Linked DNA regions of Homo sapiens: region 1 is linked to region 2. A link is an interaction called in ENCODE POLR2A ChIA-PET data of the cell type or tissue named here. Cell type or tissue: HepG2. All regions are shown on one strand. Each heading gives the region's core, and the rest is flanking DNA. Links, peaks and the distances in the headings are about the cores only.

Region 1 (10,841 bases), core at 892-8,891, 210 kb before region 2:
AGGCTGAGTTTGTAGGATCACTCAAGCCCAGGAGTTCAAGGTTACAATGAGTTGTGATTGTGCCACTGAACTCCAGCCTGGGAGACAGAGTGAGACTCTGCCTCTAAACAACAACAAAACTTATCTTTCCACTATGCTGTAGACTATTAAGTGTGCAATAGCATTATGTCTAAAAAAATATATATAGATACCTTAATTTAAAAATACCTTATTGCTAAAAAATATGCTGGTGGTCATCTGAGCCTTCAGCAAGTTGTAATCTTTTTGCTGATGGCAAGTCTTGCCTTGATGTTGGTGGCTGCTGACTGATCAAAGTGGTGGTGTTTGTTGAAGGCTGGGATAGCTATGACAATTTCTTTATTTTTTTGAGACAGGGTCTCACTCTGTCACCCAGGCTGGAGTGCACTGGCAAGATCATGGCTTACTGTAGCCTCCACTTCTCAGGCTCACATGATCCTCCCACCTCAGCCTCCTGAGTAGCTACAACTACAAGCTCACATGACCATGTCTAGCTAATTTTTTCTAATTTTTTGTCGAGCTGGGGTTTTGCCACATTGCCCAGGCTGGTCTTGAACTCCTGGGCTCAAACGATCCACCCACCTCAGCCTCCCAACATGCTGGGATTACAGGCATGAGCCACTGTGTGGCAATTTCTTAAAATAAGACAATAATGAAGTTTGCCACATAAATTGACTCTTCTTATCACAAAATATTTTTCTGCAGCATGCAGTGCTTTTTGAAAGCATTTTACCACATTAGAACTTTTTTCAAAATTGGAGTCAATCCTCTGAAATCCTGCTGCTGCCTTGTCAACTAAGTTTACGTAATATTCTAAATTCTTTGTTATCATTTTAACAATATTTACAACGTGTCTACTAGGAGTGAGTTTTATTTCAAGAAACCACTTTCTTTGCTAATCCATAAGAAGAAATTCCTAATCCAAGTTTTATTTTGTGATTGAAGCAATTCAGTCACATCTTCAGGCTCCACTTCTAATTCTAGTTCTCTTGCTATTTCCACCATATCTGCAGTTCCTTCTTCCACTGAAATTTTGAATCCCTCCGAGTCATCCATGAGGGTTGGTGTCAACTTCTTCCAAACCTGTTACTGTTGATATTTCAACCTCTTTCCATGAATCACAAATGTTCTTAGTGGCATGTAGATCGGTGAATCCTTTCCAGAAAGTTTTCCGTTGACTTTGCCCAAATCCTTCAGAGCAATCACTGTCTATGACAGCTATAGCCTTACAAAACATGTTTTTCAAATAATAAGACTAGAAAGTCGAATTTACTCTTTTATCCATGGGCTTTAGAATGGATGTTGTGTTGGTAGACATGAAAACAACTTTCATCTCCTTATACATCTCCATAAGAGCTCTTGGGTGACTAAGTGCATTGTCACTGAGCAATAATATTTTGAAGAGTCTTTTTTTTGGAGCAGTAGGTCTCCACAGTGGGCTTGAAATATTCAGTAAACCATGCTGTAGACAGATGTGCTGTTAGCCAGGCTTTGTTCCATTGATAGAGCATAGGCAGAGGAGATTCAGCATAATTGTTAAGGACTCTAAGATTTTTGGAATGGTAAACGGGCATTGACTTCAATAAAGTCACCAGCTGTATTAGCCCATAACAAGAGAGTCAGCCTGTCCCTTGAAGTTTTGAAGTCAAGCATTGACTTCTCTCTAGCTATGAAAATTCTAGATGGCATCTTCTTCCAATAGAAGGGGCTGTTTTGTCTCCACGGAAAATCTGTTGCTTAGTGTAGCCACCTTCATCAGTGATCTTAGATCTTCTGGATAGCTTGCTGCAGCTTCTACATGAGTACTTGCTGCTTCACCTTGCACTTTTTTTGTTTTTTGTGTTGGTTCCACCAGTCTGTGCCCATAACCTCCCAGCAGCCTACATGTTGCACTTTTTAATTTTTTTTTTTTTTTTTTTTTTTTTGAGACGGAGTCTCGCTCTGTGGCCCAGGTGGGAGTGCAGTGGCGCAATCTCGGCTCACTGCAAGCTCCGCCTCCCAGGTTCACGCCATTCTCCTGCCTCAGCCTCCCGAGTAGCTGGGACAACAGGCGCCCGCCACCACGCCCGGCTAATTTTTTTGTATTTTTAGTAGAGATGGGGTTTCACCGTGTTAGCCAGGATGGTCTCGATCTCCTGACCTCGTGATCCGCCCGCCTCGGCCTCCCAAAGTGCTGGGATTACAAGCGTGAGCCACCGCGCCCGGCCTAATTTTTTTTTTTAATACAGTGTCTCATTCTGTCATCCAGGCTGGAGTGTGGTGCTATGATCATAGTCCACTGGGGCCTCGAACTCCTGTGCTCAAGTAATCCTCCCATCTAGGCCTCCCAAGTAGCTAGGACTACAGGCATACCACCATACCTGGATCATTTTTAAATTTTTTGTAGAGATAGGATCTTGCTATGTTGCCCAGACTGGTCTCGAACGCCTGACCTCAAGTGATCCTCTTGCTTCAGCCTCCCAAAGTACTGTGATTACAGGTGTGAGCAACCATGACTGGCACCTTGCATTTTTATGTTATGGGGATTGCTTATTTTCTTAAACCTCTTGAGCCAAATTCTGCTGGCCTCCAACTTTTCTTCTACGGCTTCATCACCTCTGTCAGCCTTTGTGGAATTGAAGCATTCAGGTCTTGCTTTGGCTTAAGAGAATGTTGTGGCTGGTTTGATGTTTCATCCAGACCACCAAAACTTTCTTCATATCAGCAATAAGGCTATTTTGCTTTCTTATCATTTATTTGTTCACTGAAGTAGCACTTCTGATTTCTTTCGAGAACTTTGCATTTGCAAAGTTTGGTACCTAGCTTTTGGCCTATCTTAGCTTTTTTGTTTTGTTTTGTTTTGTTTTTTAAGGCGGGGAGACAGAGTCTCACTCTATCACCCAGGCTGGAGTGCAGCGGCATAATCTCAGTTCACTGCAACCTCTGCCTCCCAGGTTCAGTTGAGCAATCCTCATGCCTCAGCCTCCCGAGTAGCTGGGGATTACAGGCATGTGTCACCACACCGGCTAATTTTTAGTAGAGATGGGGTGTCGCCATGTTTCCCAGGCTGGTCTGGAACTTCTGGCCTCAAGTGATCCGCCTGCCTCGGCCTCCCAAAATGTTGGGATTACAGGCGTGAGCCACCATGCCCAGCCCTGTCTTAGCTTTTGACATGCCTTCCTCACTAAGCTCAGTGATTTCAAGCTTTTGATTTAAAGTGTAAGACCGGAGACTCTTCCTTTCACTTGAACACCTAGAGGCCATCGTAGAATTATTAATTGGCCTAATTTCAGTATTGTTGTGTCTCAGGTAATAGGGAGGCCTGAACAGAGGGAGAAAGATGGGGAAATGGCTGTTGGTGGAGCAATCAGAAGTCACACAACATTTATTGATTAAGTTTACTGTCTTACAGCAGCACGGTTTCTGGTGCCCTAAAACAATTACCATTCAGGTATGTCGGTGCAAGAATTCTGGCCAAAAATGTAAAGCTTCTAGAAAAATCAATGAATTCAGAATTTTAGGAAGGTTAAAAAGTTAAAAGGACAAGCAGGTCACTCCTAGCAGTGGCCTTCCCAATGTCAAATGTTTTCCTTATTTCTTCATTCTTTTTCTTTTATGTAACACTTGACTGAAATTCTACCAGCTGGGATCCAGGCTTTTTTATGAGATTTAGCTTGAAGCAGTGTACTTTCCTCCTAAAGCCTAGCTGAGTTTGGCTTTACAAGGAAATGAAAATTATGTGTGGCTATGGGTGTTTGGCTGCTGCTGTTTTAGAGTTGGGTTGGTGATTTTTCATAGAGAACGTTTTGAGGGGCTGATCTGAGGGGGGTGCTCAAATGGAAAGTTTTGTGTGGAGTAGTGTGCTAGAGACAGAGGGATAAAGTCACCTTTAGGAGGTTGAAACAAGGTGGGAGTGTGCAAAGGAGATACTTGACTTTTCTTGTGCTAAGGGCAAGAGAGTCTTATCTTTCTTACAGCGAGTGATCTTTTCTCTCTCAGATTCAGGTTGGCATTATTACTGTTATACTATAACCCATTGCATCATTTGGCTTGGAAACCAAGCCATTTTTAAATTAATTTTTATTTATGGGAAAAGTGTTGTGAGTTCTTTATAATCATCTACTAAGTGAATTTTTAGAAACAGTATTTGGAAGTGAGGTACGTCCCAGAGTGATACACTTTTAGTGTTATTTTTCTTAAAAGATTCTGCCTAGGATTTTTGATTTAGTTTTTCTATAGCTATTGCTTAAATGTATCGATTTTATTGCTTTTTCATTTGGTCTTCTTAGAGAATAGAATAATGTAAATAAGATACTAGATTAGAAACAGTAATACTGGTGCTGAAGACAGACAGCTTACTTCTGAAGGAAGAGAAAACTACCAGTGTGAAAGAGCAGCAGCTGAGATGTTGAGAATAAGGCCTCTGATCACCACTGAACCAAACTCCCGATCTTTATACACATGTATAGTCTTCCCTATCTCAGTAAATACAACTTTTTCCTTCTAGCTATTCAGGTCAAAAAGGTCAGAATCATCCTTGATTCCCCTCTTTCCTTCATATCCCCATTCTAATCTGCCAGCACTCCCTATTTTCCATCTCTGCTTTATTTTTCTCCATAGCACTTATCTGACATGCTACACACACACATACACACACACACACACACACACACACACACACACACACAGAGCTTTTACTATATATCTTTTCTCTGTATAGAGTGAAAGCACCACAAGGGTAGGGATTTTTAAATGCCTGTTTAGAACACTGTTGTATCCTCATAACTCAGAATAGTGCTTTACATAAAGATGCTCAATTTGTTGAATAAATGAATAATAGTTACCATTTACTGAATTCTTAGTGTCAGGCTAAGATCTTTGTGCTAGGATCTTTGTATCAGTTATCTCTAATTTTTTTTCTTCTTTTTTTTTTGTTAATCCATCTTTTTTTTTTTTTTTTTATTGATCATTCTTGGGTGTTTCTCGCAGAGGGGGATTTGGCAGGGTCATAGGACAATAGTGGAGGGAAGGTCAGCAGATAAACAAGTGAACAAAGGTCTCCGGTTTTCCTAGGCAGAGGACCCTGCGGCCCTCCGCAGTGTCTGTGTCCCTGGGTACTTGAGATTAGGGAGTGGTGATGACTCTCAACGAGCATGCTGCCTTCAAGCATCTGTTTAACAAAGCACATCTTGCACCGCCCTTAATCCATTCAACCCTGAGTGGACACAGCACATGTTTCAGAGAGCACAGGGTTGGGGATAAGGTCATAGATCAACAGCATCCCAAGGCAGAAGAATTTTTCTTAGTACAGAACAAAATGAAGTCTCCCATGTCTGCTTCTTTCTACACAGACACAGCAACAATCTGATTTCTCTATCTTTTCCCCACCTTTCCCCCTTTTCTATTCCACAAAACCGCCATCATCATCATGGCCCGTTCTCAATGAGCTGTTGGGTACACCTCCCAGACGGGATGGTGGCCGGGCAGAGGGGCTCCTCACTTCCCAGAAGGGGCGGCCAGGCAGAGGTGCCTCCCACCTCCCGGATGGGGCAGCGGCCGGGTGGAGGCGCCCCCCACCTCCCTCCCGGACGGGGCGGCTGGCCGGGCGGGGGCTGACCCCCCCACCTCCGCCTCCCTCCCAGACAGGGCGGCTGCCTGGCGGAGACGCTCCTCACTTCCCAGACGGGGCGGCTGCCGGGCGGAGGGGCTCCTCACTTCTCAGACGGGTCGGCCGGGCAGAGACGCTCCTCACCTCCCAGACGGGGTGGCGGCCGGGCAGAGGCGCTCCTCACATCCCAGACGGGGAGGCGGAGCAGAGGCGCTCCCCACATCTCAGACGGTGGGCGGCCGGACAGAGACTATCCTCATTTCCTAGACGGGATGGCGGCTGGGAAGAGGCGCTCCTCACTTCCCAGACTGGGCAGCCGGGCAGAGGGGCTCCTCGCATCCCAGACGATGGGCGGCCAGGCAGAGACGCTCCTCACTTCCCAGACGGGGTGGCGGCCGGGCAGAGGCTGTAATCTCGGCACTTTGGGAGGCCAAGGCAGGCGGCTGGGAGGTGGAGGTTGTAGCTAGCCGAGATCACGCCACTGCACTCCAGCCTGGGCAACATTGAGCACTGAGTGAGCGAGACTCCGTCTCAATCCCGGCACCTCGGGAGGCCGAGGCTGGCGGATCACTCGCGGTTAGGAGTTGGAGACCAGCCCGGCCAACACAGCGAAACCCCGTCTCCACCAAAAAAATACAAAAACCAGTCAGGCGTGGCGGTGCGCGCCTGCAATTGTAGGCACTTGGGAGGCTAAGGCAGGAGAATCAGGCAGGGAGGTTGCAGTGAGCCGAGATGGCAGCAGTACAGTCCAGCTTCAGCTCCGCATCAGAGGGAGACGGTGGAAAGAGAGGGAGAGGGAGACCGTGGGGAGAGAGGGATCTCTAATTTTTGTGACAATCCTACAAGGAAGGCAGCCTCCCCTTTTTTGCTAAACCTCAGAGAGGTTAAGTGACTTGCCAAGCAAGGTTTGTAAGTAACAGAATTAAGATTTGAATGCACATCTGTCTGATTCCCAAATATGAGTTCTATTCATTAAGCTTCCCTGTGTTCATAATGAAAGGGTCACTGAGAAGTTTAATAAGATAGTGTTCAGTGTTCTTCATTTGATGAAGGAAACTGTATACTATATTTCTGACAACAGTTTCCATCTTGGATTATCTTGACTTTAAAAGATTAAAACGAAATAAAATTGGTTGTTTAAAGGAACATGCCTCAGTTATCTGGAACATTTTGGTATATGTAGAGTGCATTATTCCCCCAAACTGCAAAGTAGAAGGGAGTATTATTTGTGTTCTTAGAGAAATTTAAGAGGTCCTCACTCAAGTACTAATTCTGTTTCTTAACTAATTTTAACTTGCTTTTTAAAAAGCAAATGTTTATATAAGGGTTATTATAAGCTAGTCACTGTTATGAGTACTTTATAAATATTAACTAACTTAACATATATCTTTATAATAACCTTGGAAAAGTTACTTCAGCACTTTCGTTCTTTTTCCTGGTCTTTAAACAGAGACAGTTGGACCAGATGATCTCCAAAGCCCACTCCAGCTCTGCAATGTTAAGGCTTTCTAACTAACACATAACACATAGTTATGTGTTAAGAAAAGTTAGATAAGGTCAGCTTTTCCTAGTGGGAACAGAGATGAGAGTGGAGCCCCAAAGACAGTGCACAGTAGAACAGGAAGTTGTGATTTAGGTGAATTAAAAGTGCAGAGTCTGTATGTAGCACAGTGTCAGTTTGGGAGGGAAGGAAGGCAGCATCAAATCGTTGTTGAGGTTTTGATGATGTGAAGCTCTTTAGTCTACCTTTCTCCTTTCCTTAATATCTAAAGGGAGAAATTCCAAGTTGTTATGTCTTGAGCAGAGCACATGACACCTCCTTATTAACCAGCACTACTTTTTAGCTATAGGTTGAAATTTGGCTCGTGGTTCTTCAAGATTTTAAGAAATAGTAAATAGGAGAGTTAAGGATTTGGTATGTGAAAATATCAAACCTGAATCTAGATGCATGAATCTGATCAAGCATCTAGAGCTCACTACTAATTTACTGGAAATACAGGGGGCAGAGGAATATGTTAAATTACACCTCAAGGGTACAATTACCAAATACCATCTGTGGGAAACTGCAAGACAACCCAGTTTCTTCCAATAAATGAATTGCCAAAAAAAAAAAAAAGAGATGGAGCAATGATCTATAGATAAAAGCAATTTGAGATAAAGCAACCATTTGCAGTGTATGGATCATATTGGGCCCTTAGTTCCTGATTTGAACAATCAGAGGAATCTGAACACCAGTTATTGGAGTTATTAAGACATTTTTGTTGATTTTTATTTAGGGTTAATAATGCTAGTGAGTTAAAACTCTTTTTTTTTTGAGGCAGGGTCTCAATCTGTTACCCAGGCTGGAGTGCAGTGGCACAATCACAGCTCACCACAGCCTCAACCTCCCGGGCTCAGGTGATCATCCCACCTCAGCCTCCTGAGTAGCTAGGACTACAGGTGCCTGCCACCACATCAGCTAAGTTTTGTACTTTTTGTAGAGAGGGGGTTTCACCATGTTGCCCAGGCTGGTCTCGAACTCGTGGGCTCAAGTGATTTCCCATTTTGGCCTCCCAAAGTGCTGGGATTACAGGCGTGAGCCACCATGCCTGACCCAAACTCTTTAGATTCAGAGCTAAACACTGAAATATTTATGGATTAAATGATGTGATGTCTGAGATATGCTTCAAAAATAACTGGGAAATAGGGGATGGAATAGATGGAGTTATATATGAAACAAGATTGGTCATGAGATGATAAAGCTAGTTTATGGGTTCATGGGGATTTATTATACTATTCTGTCTACTTTTATATATGTTTAAGATTTTCATCTTGAAAATCTTTTTTTATAAGCTAACAAAGGGCCAGCTGTGGTGGCTCACAACTGTAATCCCAGCACTTCGGGAAGCTGAGGTGGGAGGATTGCTTGAGCCCAGGAGTTTAAGACAAGCCTGGGCAACATAGCGAGACCTGGTGTCTATTTAAAAAAAAAAAAAAAAAAAAAAGCTGACAAATACACATATGCTTTCAGGATAGAAGTTATGAAAAGGGAGATTATAAAACAGTGCTTTCTTAGTGATTTTCATGCAGAAGCAACATCTTCCTAATCTTCCTATAGTAAAGATTTCCTCAAGTAAACATATTATATATTCATTATAATATAAATAGTATATATTCATTAGAAAGGATATAAACAGTTCAGAAATACCACTATAGAGAATGAAAGTCCCCTTCTTAAAGCAAATTATACTTTTTAAATGCTGAAAATTGTCATGTCATTTGCACGTTTCTTTTTCCATTTTTGAAACGCACAAGATAAAATTTCTTAATAGAGTAGAACAACTAATTTAGATTCAGAGTCAATTCTATAAAGGTTTCCTACTGTACTGCATTGTTTTTGCTTTGCAAAGAGGTTATTAACATTTTTTTTCTGGGTTAGGGGAGGAGTTTGAAAAAATCCTGTACAAGTTAATCCATTGTGTGGTAAAAGCTATAGCTGAAGAGGCAATGTGGAATACTCCAGTGTGCACAACCCCTGCTTTTATCATAGGTGGCAACTGCAGATTAATTCTGGTGTGGTTAGGCATTTCACAAAGGGAAATATGAACCTGAGAGCCTATGTCCCCAACAGTGCTAACTGGGAGATGTGGAGTGTGGGGATTTCCACTCTTTGTTAATAAGATCTCCGGCACATTTCCTCTTTGCTTTTGCATTTTCCTTGGTTATGAAGCAGCTGCAGAGAAGTAAAATGTGATTTCCTGTGTTTAAAAGAGTGCTGGCTTTTCTTTCAGAGACTTAAAATTGGAAGGGTGGAATGCATATGGATTGAGCTACCTACAGGGCTAATTTAAACATAGGTGTTTTATTTTTGTTTTTGTTTTTGTTTTTGTAATGAGTTCACTGCATTTGTGCCAGGAATATTTTTGTTCAGATGTTTTGAATTAGCAGATAACTCAGGTTGTCTCAAAAGCAGGCTTCTCTCTAGGCTGATCACTGCTTTAACAGTGTGATTCTTTGCAAGCTGACTGAAAAACCACTAATGGCAAAAGTGCATTCTGTCATATCAATAAAAATACTGTAGTTCCTTTGCAGATTCATGCAGTATAAATGCTTATCTTGATTATTTAACCTGTAAAATTCTCCAAAATGAGAAAAATAGGCAGAGGGTGTTTTTCAAGAAAATATGATAAGGCCATATCAAGGTACAGTGTCCCCAGATACAATGTCAGTGGGAAATGAAAAGAACTTATTCGCAGAGTAGATGCTTAGGAATCATTAGACTTAGGTGAAAGTTCCTATCATAAATTAATACCTTTTTTTGTAGTCGTTGTCAATATTTCTTGCCCTAATAATGGTAGTTCATTTTTTTCTTTTTTCTTTTCTTTTTTTTTTTTTTGAGACGGAATCTTGCTCTGTCGCCCAGGCGGGAGTGCAGTGGCTCCATCTCGGCTCACTGCAAGCTCCGTCTCCTGGGTTCACGCCATTCTCCTGCCTCAGCCTACCAAATAGCTGGGACTACAGGCGCCCGCCACCACGCCCAGCTAATTTTTTTTATTTTTAGTAGAGATGGGGTTTCACTATGTTAGCCAGGATAGTCTCAATCTCCTGACCTCGTGATCCTCCCGCCTCGGCCTCTCAAAGTGCTGGGATTACAGGCGTGAGCCACCGCGCCCGGACGTTCATTTTTTTCAAAATATACTTAGGAGCCTATCCTAAACATGGGCCAGACCTGTGGATATTTTTGGATGTGGTTTCTTCCCAAGTCATTCACCATTGTGTTGATGGTACAAGGCTTCTCCACTTACAATCAGAGAAACGTCAGATGACTATTAGTAAACAAGAACTGATTATTAAGTACCAGATTAGCAGAGCTGGATGATCAGATCCAAACCACAGCATTCATTGTTCCTGTAAACTATGTGATCAGTGAAGCTAAACTTGTGTTTAAAACCCAGGCACCCGCTGCCACACCCAGCTAATTTTTGTATTTTTAGTAGAGAGAGGGTTTCAGCATGTTGGCCAGGCTGGTCTCGAACTCCTGACCTCAAGTGATCTGCCTGCCTTGGCCTCCCAAAGTGCTGGGATTACAGTGTGAGCCACGGTGCCTGGCCTGTTACTTTCTATTAATAAGTACACAACACCCTAAACAATTCAAGGCATCTTAATCTCCATTAAGAACAACAACAAAATAATTTTTGTCATGCTGTTAAATCTATCACTATGGATAAAACTGGTGCAAATTGGTCAAATGGATCCA
Region 2 (10,841 bases), core at 1,423-9,422:
TTTTATATATTACATATAATTTTATATTGTATTTAATATAATATACTGAGTACTATATTTTAACGTATTAAATATATAAATATACGTGTGATCTGGTTTGGCTCTGTCTCCCCACCCAAATCTCATGTTGAATTGTAATCCCCACGTGTCACAGAGGAGCCTGGTGGGAGGTGATTGGATCATGGGGGTGGATTTCCCCCTTGCTGTTCTCGTGATAGTGAGTTCTATCTGAAATCTGACGGTTTGAAAGTGCGTGGCGCTTCCCCCTTCTCTCTCTCTCTTTCTCCTGCCACCATGTGAAGAAGGTGCTTGATTCCCCTTCACCTTCCACCATGATTGTAAGTTTCCTGAGGCCTCCCAGTCATGCTTCTTGTTAAGCCTGAGAGTTAATTAAACCTCTTTTCTTCATAAATTACCCAGTCTCAGGTAGTTCTTCTTCTTCTTTTTTTTAGATGGAGTCGCATTCACTCTGTTGCCCAGGCTGGAGTGCTGTGGTGCGATCTTGGCTCACTGCAACCTCCACCTCCCAGGTTCAAGTGAGTCTCCTGCCTCAGCCTCCCGAGTAGCTGGGATTACAGGCATCTGCCACCATGCCCGGCTAACTTTTGTATTTTTAGTAGAGACGGGTTTCACCATGTTGGCCAGGCTGGTCTCGAACTCCTGTCCTCAGGTGATCTGCTCGCCTTGGCCTCCCAAAGTGCTGGGATTACAGGTGTGAGCCACCATGCCCAGCCTCAGGTAGTTCTTTATAGCAATGTGGGAATGGACTAATACAATGTGTTTGTGTGTGAATACACACACACACACACACACACACACACACACACACACACAGGTCTGTGAGGCTAAACACCTGATGGAAAAAATGTTCTCAGTTCCAGCTACTCAGGAGGCTGACATGTGAGGAACGCATGAGCCTTGGGGGCAGAAGTTGCAGTGAGCTGAGATCACCTCACTGCATTCCAGCCTGGACAACTGAGCGAGACCCTGTCTCAAAAAAAAAAAAAAAAAAAGAAAAAGAAAAAGAAAAAGAAAAACTGTTCTGTGACTGTTGCTGTGATGTTCTGTAGCACCACTTTAAAAAGTCTCCTAAGGACCAGTGAACCTGGATTCAAACTTGAACAGTGTCTATCCAGGACTCAGTCTCCATTGATGCCTAACGAAAACCCTCCCACAACTCATACATCCTATTCAAAGTTTCCCTTTCTATCACATAGCCACCCATATGACTACCTCAAGTGAGTGCAAGAAAGCCCCTTTGTACCTTTATATGAAGTGCAGGATTTTAAAAGGTCAAGCAGCACTCAGAAAATAGCTGCTTAAACAGCAAAACAGGGCCAGGCATGATGGCTCACACCTGTAATCCCAGCACTTTGCGAGGCTGAGCCAGGTGAATCACTTGAGGCCAGGAATTTAAGACCAGCCTGGGCAACATAGGGAGACCTCATCTCTATTTTAAAAAAAAAAACAAAAGGGTTTTTCAGGGAGATGCTTGGATTTTATCTGGAGAACCCAAAAGTCTAGATACCCACACACCTGGGCTAGTTTACTTCCAGCCCCGTTCCGGGAAAGGGGCTGAGCAAGAGACCTTCATGATTTGGTGGGAAGTTGAAGCGGGGCTGGGACCAGGGCTGTCATCCCAAAGTTACCACCTGAGACGGCCCTGCCTTGTAAATAGAGGGCAGGTGCAGATGGAGCTGGCAGCGTTCTAGTGGCCACATTTTAAAAATAGGTGAAACGGGCCAGGCACAGTGGCTCACGCCTATAATCCCAGCACTTTGGGAGTCTGAGATGGGTGGATCACCTGAGGTCAGGAGTTCGAGACCAGCCTGACCAACATGGTAAAACCCAGTCTCTAGTAAAATACAAAAATTAGCCAGGTGTGGTGGCAGGCGCCTGTAATCTCAGCTACTGGGGAGGCTGAGGCAGTAGAATCACCTGAACCCAGGAGGCAGAGGTTGCAGTGAGCCCAGATCATGCTACTGCACTCCAGCCTGGGTGAGAGTGAGACTCCCTCTCAAAAAATGAAAAATAAAAACAGGTGAAATGAATTCTAATCTATTTTGTTTAATAAAAAATAATTAAAAGATTATTTCAACATGTAATTGATGACAATGACTGTTACTTATTTTACAGTCCCTTTTCCTCACTGAGCCTTTGAAACCCAGTGTCTATTTTACATTTACAGTGAATCCCGTTTCAGACCATCCACATTTCGGTGCTCACTAGCATTATGTGGGCAGTGAACAGCACAGATCTAGAACTTTTATATCTCCTTTTCTTTTATTTTTTCTTTCTTTTTTTTTTCTTTTGAGATGCAGTTTTGCTCTTGTCACCCAGGCTGGAGTGCAATGGTGCAATCTCGGCTCACCGCAACCTCCGCCTCCCGGGTTCAAGCGAGTCTCCTGCCTCAGCCTCCCGAGTAGCTGGGATTACAGGCACGCGCCACCACAGCCAGCTAATTTTTTTTGTATTTTTAGTAGAGATGGGGTTTCACCATGTTGGTCAGGCTGGTCTCAAATTCCTGACCTCAGGTGATCTGCCCACCTCAGCCTCCCAAAGTTCTAGGATTACAGGCGTGAGCCACTGCGCCCGGAGTTCTTTTATTTTTTCTTTACTTTTCCCTTTTTTTCCCTTCCTTCCTTCTTCCCTCCTTCCCTTCTTTCTCCTTTTTTAGAAAATCAGATCATTCTTTAGAAATTGAGACAGATGTCTACCTGCCAACGACATTCACCCAGGCAGATGATGCTGGGAAACCTTATTTTCCAGAATTCTCTGCTTTCCTGTCGCTGCTCCCTCCTGGCACTTTTTGGGCTTCTGGCAGGCCACTGGTTAGCAGGGCACAAAGATCTCCCCTAGCACATTCAGCTTCCCACGGGCTCATCTGTCTCCATGGAATGGTGAGGGCAGGCTCACATGGGGCCTTCCTTCTTTTCCAGCAGTGGCTTCAGTATTTGCCAAGACTCCCCATGTCTTTTTCGTGCCTGGAGTTTCACTTTGCATGGGTGGCTGGTAGCCAGAAGGCCCTTCTACCTTGGAGAGTCCCTGCATCCATCTCTGGGCTTGAGGACAACTTTGAGCCCCAAAATCGGGCTCTCATAGAAGTAATTCCATTGTCACATGTCCTGCAGCAATCCTGGAACACCACTCTGGGAAATAAGCTCCTGGAAAAAAAATTGGGGAGGAATTTTGAGGAGGTGTGTAGTCCAGAAAGATTTGGAATGAAGTAATCTTTTAGGCATAAATTTACCAGAAGCCAGTATTTCTTTATTTGCATTTCCTTTCATTATCAAGCAAAGTAACACACACACACGCGCGCGCGCACACACACGCGCACACACGCACAGGCACGCACGCATGTACACATGCACGCACACGGACACATGCACACACACGCACACGCATATGGACACAACGCAGACATGCATGCACACACGTGCACGCACGCACACACACACTTGCACACACACACACGCACCCTGCTTGCAGTTATGCAATGGTTTGTGCAGTTGCTGTGAGCCCAGAAGCGCTTGTCTGAGTGTGCATATCCCTGGCTTCCTGCACTGAGGGCAACAGGAGGCAGTGGGAATTTCTCAAATGTTCACAAGAATGTCGAGAGGGCGTTCTGAGTAATCAAAACTCCTTGAACTTGTGGGAAAATGCAGTCCCAATTTCCTTTTCGAGACAATGGTCTTTGAAAGCTGTATGCCACGAGAGTTTTCGTTTGTTTATGGTTAGAGAATATGGTAAAATGCACGTCTGTGGAAGGCCCCAGGAGTGAGAAATCCTGCCACATGGATGGTGCGGCCCTAAGTGCAGGGCAAACTTGTATTCTCCAGCTGGCACTAATGCCTGCTGCATCGCTGACCCACTCAGCTTCAGTGTTTTGGCCATTAGTGTGATCAGCCTAACAAAACTCTTATGTCATTCTCGTTACCCTTTTCTCTCTTAGGAAGCCAACTCTCAGGGTCTTCCTCCGCTTCTGTTCTCTCATGCCCCTTGGTGGAGGCTCCCAGATGGACGCTCAGACACGGAAGGTCCAGGGAGATGCGTGGATCTGCCGCCATGTGGGTGGACCAAGCTGTTGCCTCCATTGGAAGCCTCTGTCCGGTGCCACATCCTCCCTGGGTTCCAGTCCCCACCTGCCAGGTTGACAATTAGGCAATTTGATTTACTAAGGAGAAGACAAAGAAAGAAAAGGAGAAATATTTCAAGAAAAAAAAGACTGTGAAAAAGAAAAAGTGAAAAAATAGGGAATATAGAAAAAAAAACCGCAATCAGGAGAGAGAAATAAAGAATTCCAGGATGATGAGTCTGGATGGAGAAAGCCTCCGTTTCCCCACTCCAGAAGTCTGAGCTGAGTGAACTCCTTAGCATTAAGGGAGGTGTCTCTATGGAGGACTGAATATGTCTTGCGAGAGGTGGGGCAGGTGGGATGGGGGGTGGGGTGGAGTGCTATCCCAGTTAAGCCTTTAGGTACTAGGTACCCAGGAGGTCTCATTAATTCTGGAATCATTTTGATATATTAGATACGCTCAAGGATGAGCTGTGTGCTGTTTCTCTTGCTGTACTATGTGGTCCAGATTCCAGACTCCAGAGCCCTTAGGCAAGCCCAGAACTGTCCCCACAATCTCTGGGTGGCAGCTGCCCCAATCATGGCTGTCCAACCTACAGGAGCAACTAAACATGGGATTCCCAGGCAGGGAGGAGATGCTGTAGGGTGGCGGAACCTGCAGCATGGATAGCCACCTACTCTGTCCTCTCTGTCAGGACAGCCTGACCGAGGCCCACAAGTGGCTGCTCACTCCTCCCGGCCTGACTGCACCAGTCTAGACTGGGCTCTTAGCATCTGTCACCTGGCCTTTGTTGTTTTAAGGAGCACAATAATAATAACAATAATTTAAAAAAAAAAAAACTCTTTTGGCTGGGTGTGGTGGCTCACACCTGTTATCCTAGCACTTTGGGAGGCCGAGGTGGGCAGATCACTTGAGGCCAGGAGTTTGAGACCATCCTGGCCAACATGGTGAAACCCTGTCTCTACTAAAAATACAAAAATTAGCTGGGTGTGGAGACAGATGCCTAAAATCCCAGCTACAGATTCTGTCTCCAGAAAAAAAAAAAAAAAAAAAGCCAGGTATGATGGCGCACCACCATAGTCCTAGCTACTCAGAAGGCTGAGGCACAAGAGTCGTTTGAACTCTGGAGGCAGAGGTTGCAATGAGCCAAGATCGCACCACTGCACTCCAGCCTGGATGACAGAGCAAGACTCTGTCTCAAAAAATAAATGAATAAAGATTAAAAAGAAATAAAAAACTATTTTGAGCCAGGCATAGTGGCTCATGCCTGTAATCCCAGCACTTTGGGAGGCTGAGGTGGGAGGATCACTTGAAGCCAAGAGTTCGAGACCATCCTGGGCAACATAGTGAGACTCTGTCTCAATAAATAAAAAAATAAATAAATAAATGAAACTCCTTTGAGGATCTCAACCAACATGAGCTGTTTGTAATTCCAGAAATAGCCCGGACACTGAGTGGCCCTACCCCCTCAAAGGATTCCAGGACAGCTCCCACCTTCTTAGAGGGATGTGGAGGGAGAGCCGGCCCTGGGCATGTGACTTCTGTGCCCTCAGCCGCTGTTGGCTCACTCTGAGGAGGTCCAGCCTCCCTCCCATGGGTCACACAAGCATCTCTCCTCTTCCCCGAGGAGCAAGAACACAGGGAACGTCTACATCGAAAGGAGGAGCTTTAGGGTTTTGTGCCAGCTTCACTTCATTTCTTCTGCTGTTGGTTCATTCATCTAACAGAATTTATTGAAGTCCTAAGGGGTGGGGACACAGAACTGAACTCTCCTGGTCCTGGCCCTGAGGGGCCCCTGCCTGGACGGCTTGAACCCGGGAGGGCCAGGCCCACCTCCCGTGGGGCCCGTTTTCCCCTCTGGGAGGTGGGCAGCCTCACTCAGAAAAGTGCTTGTAGAGCAGTTTCACCCCTTTGTGAATGAGCTTCGGCAAGCACAGGGGTGAGTCACGGCCTTGGTGACACAGAACACATGACTTCGAATTGCCCAGAAGTATGACTGGTGCCCTGGCCTGTGCTTCCCCACCCTGAGGGGGAGGCCACTGTCAGCTCAGAACAAGGGATCCAAAGATGACCTTTCTTGTTTTCCAAAGACCTGCTGTCAGCTGAGGCCTTTCAAGGCCCTGTATATCCATGGTGAATTCCTGGAAGGCAGCTTGAAGTAACCACTGAATGGGTTTGGTTTCTTTTTTTTTTTAATTATCTAAGCAAAGCACCTTTCTCCAAAAAGAGCAAATTCACTTGTGGGTCACTTCCTGTGGGAAGATGGAAAATGTTCTTACTTGGGAGTAGATGGGGAGAGCAGGCCCAGCTCCAATAGCTTGCTGGTGCCACTGAGATTCTTGAGCCTGGAGGATCCTGGCTGACTTGCTCCAGACCTGGCGGAGGGTCTGTCTCAGTCACGGTTCTCCCCAGCGATGACCGAGAACTGGTCCCAGTTCCTGACATGCTGTGGGTCCAGTGTGACCCACAATCTGCCTGGCCCATCCCCTCGGCGGGCGCACCTCTCCTAGTGTAGGATGAAGCATAAATGGCAGAAACCAGCAGGCGCCGCTTCTGTGTCCACCGAGTCAGCTGGGATCCATGCAGCTGGTGGCTTGTCGGTGGCAGGCCAAGGCCTGAGTCATGTCCCCGTCACAGCCTTCAGTGGAGGGCTGACCCACAGAGGAAATTACACAGCACTCTGTGGCCCATGATGGAGTCAGGGGCTTTTCCAAGGGCATCAACTGGGAAGGCAGAAAGAAGTCATCACCCACGCTGGAGTCTAAGGCTTGGGGACCCCCACTTACTCCAGGGGAGAAGGCCTGGTGACCTCGGGGACAGCGAGGCCTGTGCAAACCTCTTCCACAGCCCTCCACTGGCCAGCAGGGTGCCCACAGTCCCGACCCCTCTGTGACAGCGCTGCATGCTCACCGAGCCAGCCTTGCCCCACATGGTTCCTTGGGCTGCAGCCAGAAGTCCATCCGCAGCCTTTTACCCAGATCCACACCAGCCCCAACCCTCAGTCAGAAAACACAGCACCTCCAATGGAGCCAGAGGCCACCCCTCTCAGATAGCTGTGTGACTCTGGCAACTAAATTCAACTCTGTGGGCATCAGTCTCTTCATCTGTAAAATGGGTCTTGAACACGGGGCTTCAGTCTCTTCATCTATAAAATGGGTCTTGAACACCTACCTGACCAACTTGTGGTGAAGATGAAATGAAACTATGCAAAGGCCTGGCATAGAGCCGGCACACAGTGGGTTCTCTGTACATGGTCCTCGCTCTCAGCCTGCTCTGTTGCAAAATCCAGGTTGGCACTACCCCCCAGGGCTCAGCCCTCAGCGTTATCCCTTTCCTTCCCCATACCCAGTCTCCCAACCCTTCGTGCAAGTGTGTGGTGGAGGAGACCGAAGCTCCACATCCAAATGGAGGGGTTGACTCCTCTGTAGTGAGGGGTCAGCCTAGCTTGAGTCACTGGGAGACTGTCTTCCAGCCTCCCCTTGCCCACCCCAGACCTGACATCCCAGGGCCACCCTGCAGGGAGCCTGAGGTGGAGGGGCCTGGCTACCTGTCTGCAAATGTGGAGCCGGGGGAGGTTGGTTGGCAGAAAGGAGGGAGAAGTGACGAGGCGCCCCAGGCCCTGTGCCTGGAGTCAGAAGGGCCAGCTCTGGGAGAACCTTCACCCTCGTGGAGACTTTGCCTCAGAATGTTTGCCTGGAACCCAGCCCACCAGGGCTGACACCTGAGGCTGAGGCTGCCCTGTCATGCCCCTTCCACACCAGGGGCTCTGTGCTGGGATTGCTGTGGCCAGTTACGGGGAGGCCTGCAAGTTTGGGCAGCCGAGGTCATGCCTCTCAAAGAGGAGCCGGATGAATATATCAAGTAAATGTGCATTTCAGCTTGTGGTAGGGCCAGACACAGCTGTGTGTGTGTGTGTGTGTGTGTGTGTGTGTGTGTGTGTGTGTAAGGGGAGCAACATTCACTGTGCACCTACCATGTGGCAAGCTAGTGCTAGGCCCTGTACTTGTACTATTTCATTTAATGAGTTTAATTTGCATGGCTGCTTCTGTGGCATTCCAGAGTGGCTTTTCACACTTTCTTTGGCTGGGGTGGGGGTGGGGAGAACTGTATTTCTATTTTTATCTTCCCATGGTGGGGTGCTCTGCTCATGGGGCCCCTTATCTCCCCCGGCACTTTCCCCTACATCCGGCTGCAACTAGAAGCTTTCGGTATGCAAAGGGAACTTGCAGCTTCACAACAGCCCCCTCACCCGCCTCCTCCCAGCCCTGCATGGGGGTCAGGCCACCTCTTCCCCAGGAGGACCCTTCTTCTCTTCTGGGCTGGATGGAGGCAGGATCTGTGCTTCTCCCTCAAACCTGGGAACCAACTGGGAGGGACATCTTCTCCTTTCACCCTCTTGCCCCAGCAGCTCAGGGGTTCATTTGGATGAATGGGCCCTGCCTGTAGCAGCCTGGCATGGGGGCAAACCAGGACTCCACATGGCTGAGGAGCTCCCCGGGCCCCTGCACTCCATTGGGTTGACTTATTTTAACCCATTGCACTCCCAGCTGAGCTTTAGAGGGCAAGGTTTGGGGTTAGTGGGTAGCCTTGGGGTTGGAGGTGCAGTCCCGCATAGTGACTTGACATCTAGGAAGAGCTCATTGTTCTGAATGTGATCTTTACAACCACCCTGAGGCTGGTCCCTAAAGCTATGCTCTGGAAATGAGTCCAAGTGTCCCCAGTCTGTTTTCCTCATTCCTCTGCTTACAAACAAAGGTGCACTTTTACTTGGTAGGTACAGTTGTGGGTAGTTTATTTGATTTTGCAAAAGCAAAACTCTTTGTAATATTTTATGATGTTGGGATGCGAAGTGCGTTTATTCTCATTTCTTTTTCTTTTGTTTCTCCCCTCACCCCAGAGAGGTGAATAGTCTCATTTTTAAGCAATGTGCAGATACTGGTGCCTTTCTTCAGCTGGAACTGTGTACAAAAGTGGCCCGGAGAAGGATCAATGACAGGCAGCTTAAATTTCTAAGGGGTGTCAGGGTGGAACGTGTGATTCAGAGCTTGCACCCACTCCAGGGGCTTTCCTGGACAGAGGGGCTGGGCTGCCCAGGCCTCCTGGGTGACCGCGGGGGCAGGAGAGCAAATGCCTGGGGACGCCCTCCCAGACTCTGCCAGAAAGAAGCCCGCAAACCCAGCGAGGGGCAGGGCGGCTGGGGTGAGATTTTTTAACTCTTGAGATATCGGAATACAGCTATTTTTCATACGGTTATCTCTAAATTGCAAAGACAAAAGAAAACCACTTAAACATCAGCTAGCTGTGCCAGACATTTGTCCCTCTGGCCACGTCTTGGGGACAGCGGCGCTGCGGCTCTGGCCCGTGGGATCCTGGTTGGGCTCAGCCCCGGGGAAAACGCTGCAGAGATGGGCGGCGGAGGGTGAGCCGAGGTCCGGGTTTATTTCCTGGACTCCCTGTGGGCTCTTCACTGGCGTTGCGGGGTCACCTGAGGGCTGCACTGCGCTCGCGCTGCTGCTCCTCTTTCCTTCTCTCACTGGGTCGCTTCTGGGTTCAGGCAGGGTCCGGGCAGCTGTCGCGCGCCCGGGTTCCAGCACTAACCCTCGTGGCTGCCCCACGCTGGGCCCTGGCCTTTGTAAACGGTTCCTTTATTAAACTCTCTCCAAATACCCACGGCATGCGTGTGACAGCGGACTCCTTCCTGCCCGTCACACCGGCGATGTGCACAAAAAGTATCTCAGACCCTCTCCTCACCCCACCTGATCCCGTCAAAAAGGCCTCCATGAACGCCACCCTCCATGCTGGGGTCTCGGGGCCTGCAAGATCCCAGCTCAGTGGATTTGAAGGAACTGATGGGCCTGGAGTCTGGCAGTGTGAATGAATACATTCTGGGAGCAGGCCCCGCCGCAAACTCCCGTTTCAGACCTATGGATGTGCCAAGCACACTCCTCCCCAGGTGGGGCCTCCGGAGGCACCGGGGATCATATGTCCATCATGGATCCGACTGAGACCACCGCTGTACCAAGCCGGGTGCGGGGGCACCTGGGCATACAGGGCCCTGCAGGTGCGGCCGGGCTGCGGGGAGGCCCCTCCTTCCGCACCAGCTCCACCCGTGGTAGGGCAGGGATGACACTTCTCAGCTCCTGGTAGGGCAGGGATGACACTTCTCAGCTCCTGGGCCAGACGCCAATAAGCGGACCCAGGGGCCACACCCAGTCCTAGAAGGAAAAGGGGCGGCCGGAGGTCGGGGCTCACTAGGAGATGCTGCCTTTTCTGGCACACACCGCCCCGGGATGCTGACAGCCAGTCAGCTTTCGGAGAAACAGGAAACGGTCTCAGACTGGTCCACGCTTGGCACTCATGTTTTTTTCCAGGTCTAGAGAGCAGCAAGAAACGCATCCTGTTACCGTAATATGAGTCAGATGAATCCTGTTGTGTCCTCCAGGTGTCCAGATGTACAGCCCGGGTTGGGGCGGGGACTGCAACGCAAAGGAAGCTAGACTTTGCAAGCTAGAGGAGAGGTTGGGGAGCTTCTGACCAGTTCTCTAATCACCTGAATTTCACAGACCAGGAAGGGGCCTGGGAGTTGGAGCTTGCTCATGAGTTGCAGAGCCGGACCAGAACCCAGGAATCCCAGCTTGGTGCAGCGCCCTTCCCTCTAACCCTGCTCTCTTGGCACTCAGCGTTCTCTGAGCAGCTTTTCTAAACTCTTTGCCAAAAGCCTGGAGTCTCAGACCAAAGAGGCTTAGTTGAAAACTGGTTTTTCAG

The links. Peaks named below come from ENCODE experiments on the same cell type or tissue, not always from the same donor. Only the 100,000 strongest peaks of a DNase experiment are listed, where the experiment ranks them.
Region 1: POLR2A ChIA-PET joins it to region 2 with 11 read pairs; 2 of 35 experiments call an interaction of 5 or more read pairs at or near these places.

Annotation. Positions count from the first base shown.
Region 1 is chr14:35,146,994-35,157,834 of GRCh38, forward strand. The region is part of intron 4 of PRORP (protein only RNase P catalytic subunit); the gene reads left to right. The region is part of intron 4 of PRORP-PSMA6 (PRORP-PSMA6 readthrough); the gene reads left to right. It also overlaps the pseudogene SEPTIN7P1. Among named protein-coding and RNA genes, the nearest start is that of PRORP, 30 kb to the left of the region's middle. RefSeq lists an enhancer at 5,892-6,393. In HepG2, for the core only: no CTCF peak of the experiment used is centred there; no DNase peak of the experiment used is centred there.
Region 2 is chr14:35,359,631-35,370,471 of GRCh38, forward strand. No RefSeq gene overlaps it. Among named protein-coding and RNA genes, the nearest start is that of NFKBIA, 40 kb to the right of the region's middle. RefSeq lists enhancers at 1,248-1,357, 7,697-8,286, 8,287-8,874, 8,875-9,463, a silencer at 7,993-8,042 and a cis regulatory region at 10,107-10,377. In HepG2, for the core only: no CTCF peak of the experiment used is centred there; a DNase peak (open chromatin) is centred at 6,091; H3K4me3 peaks cover 425 bases.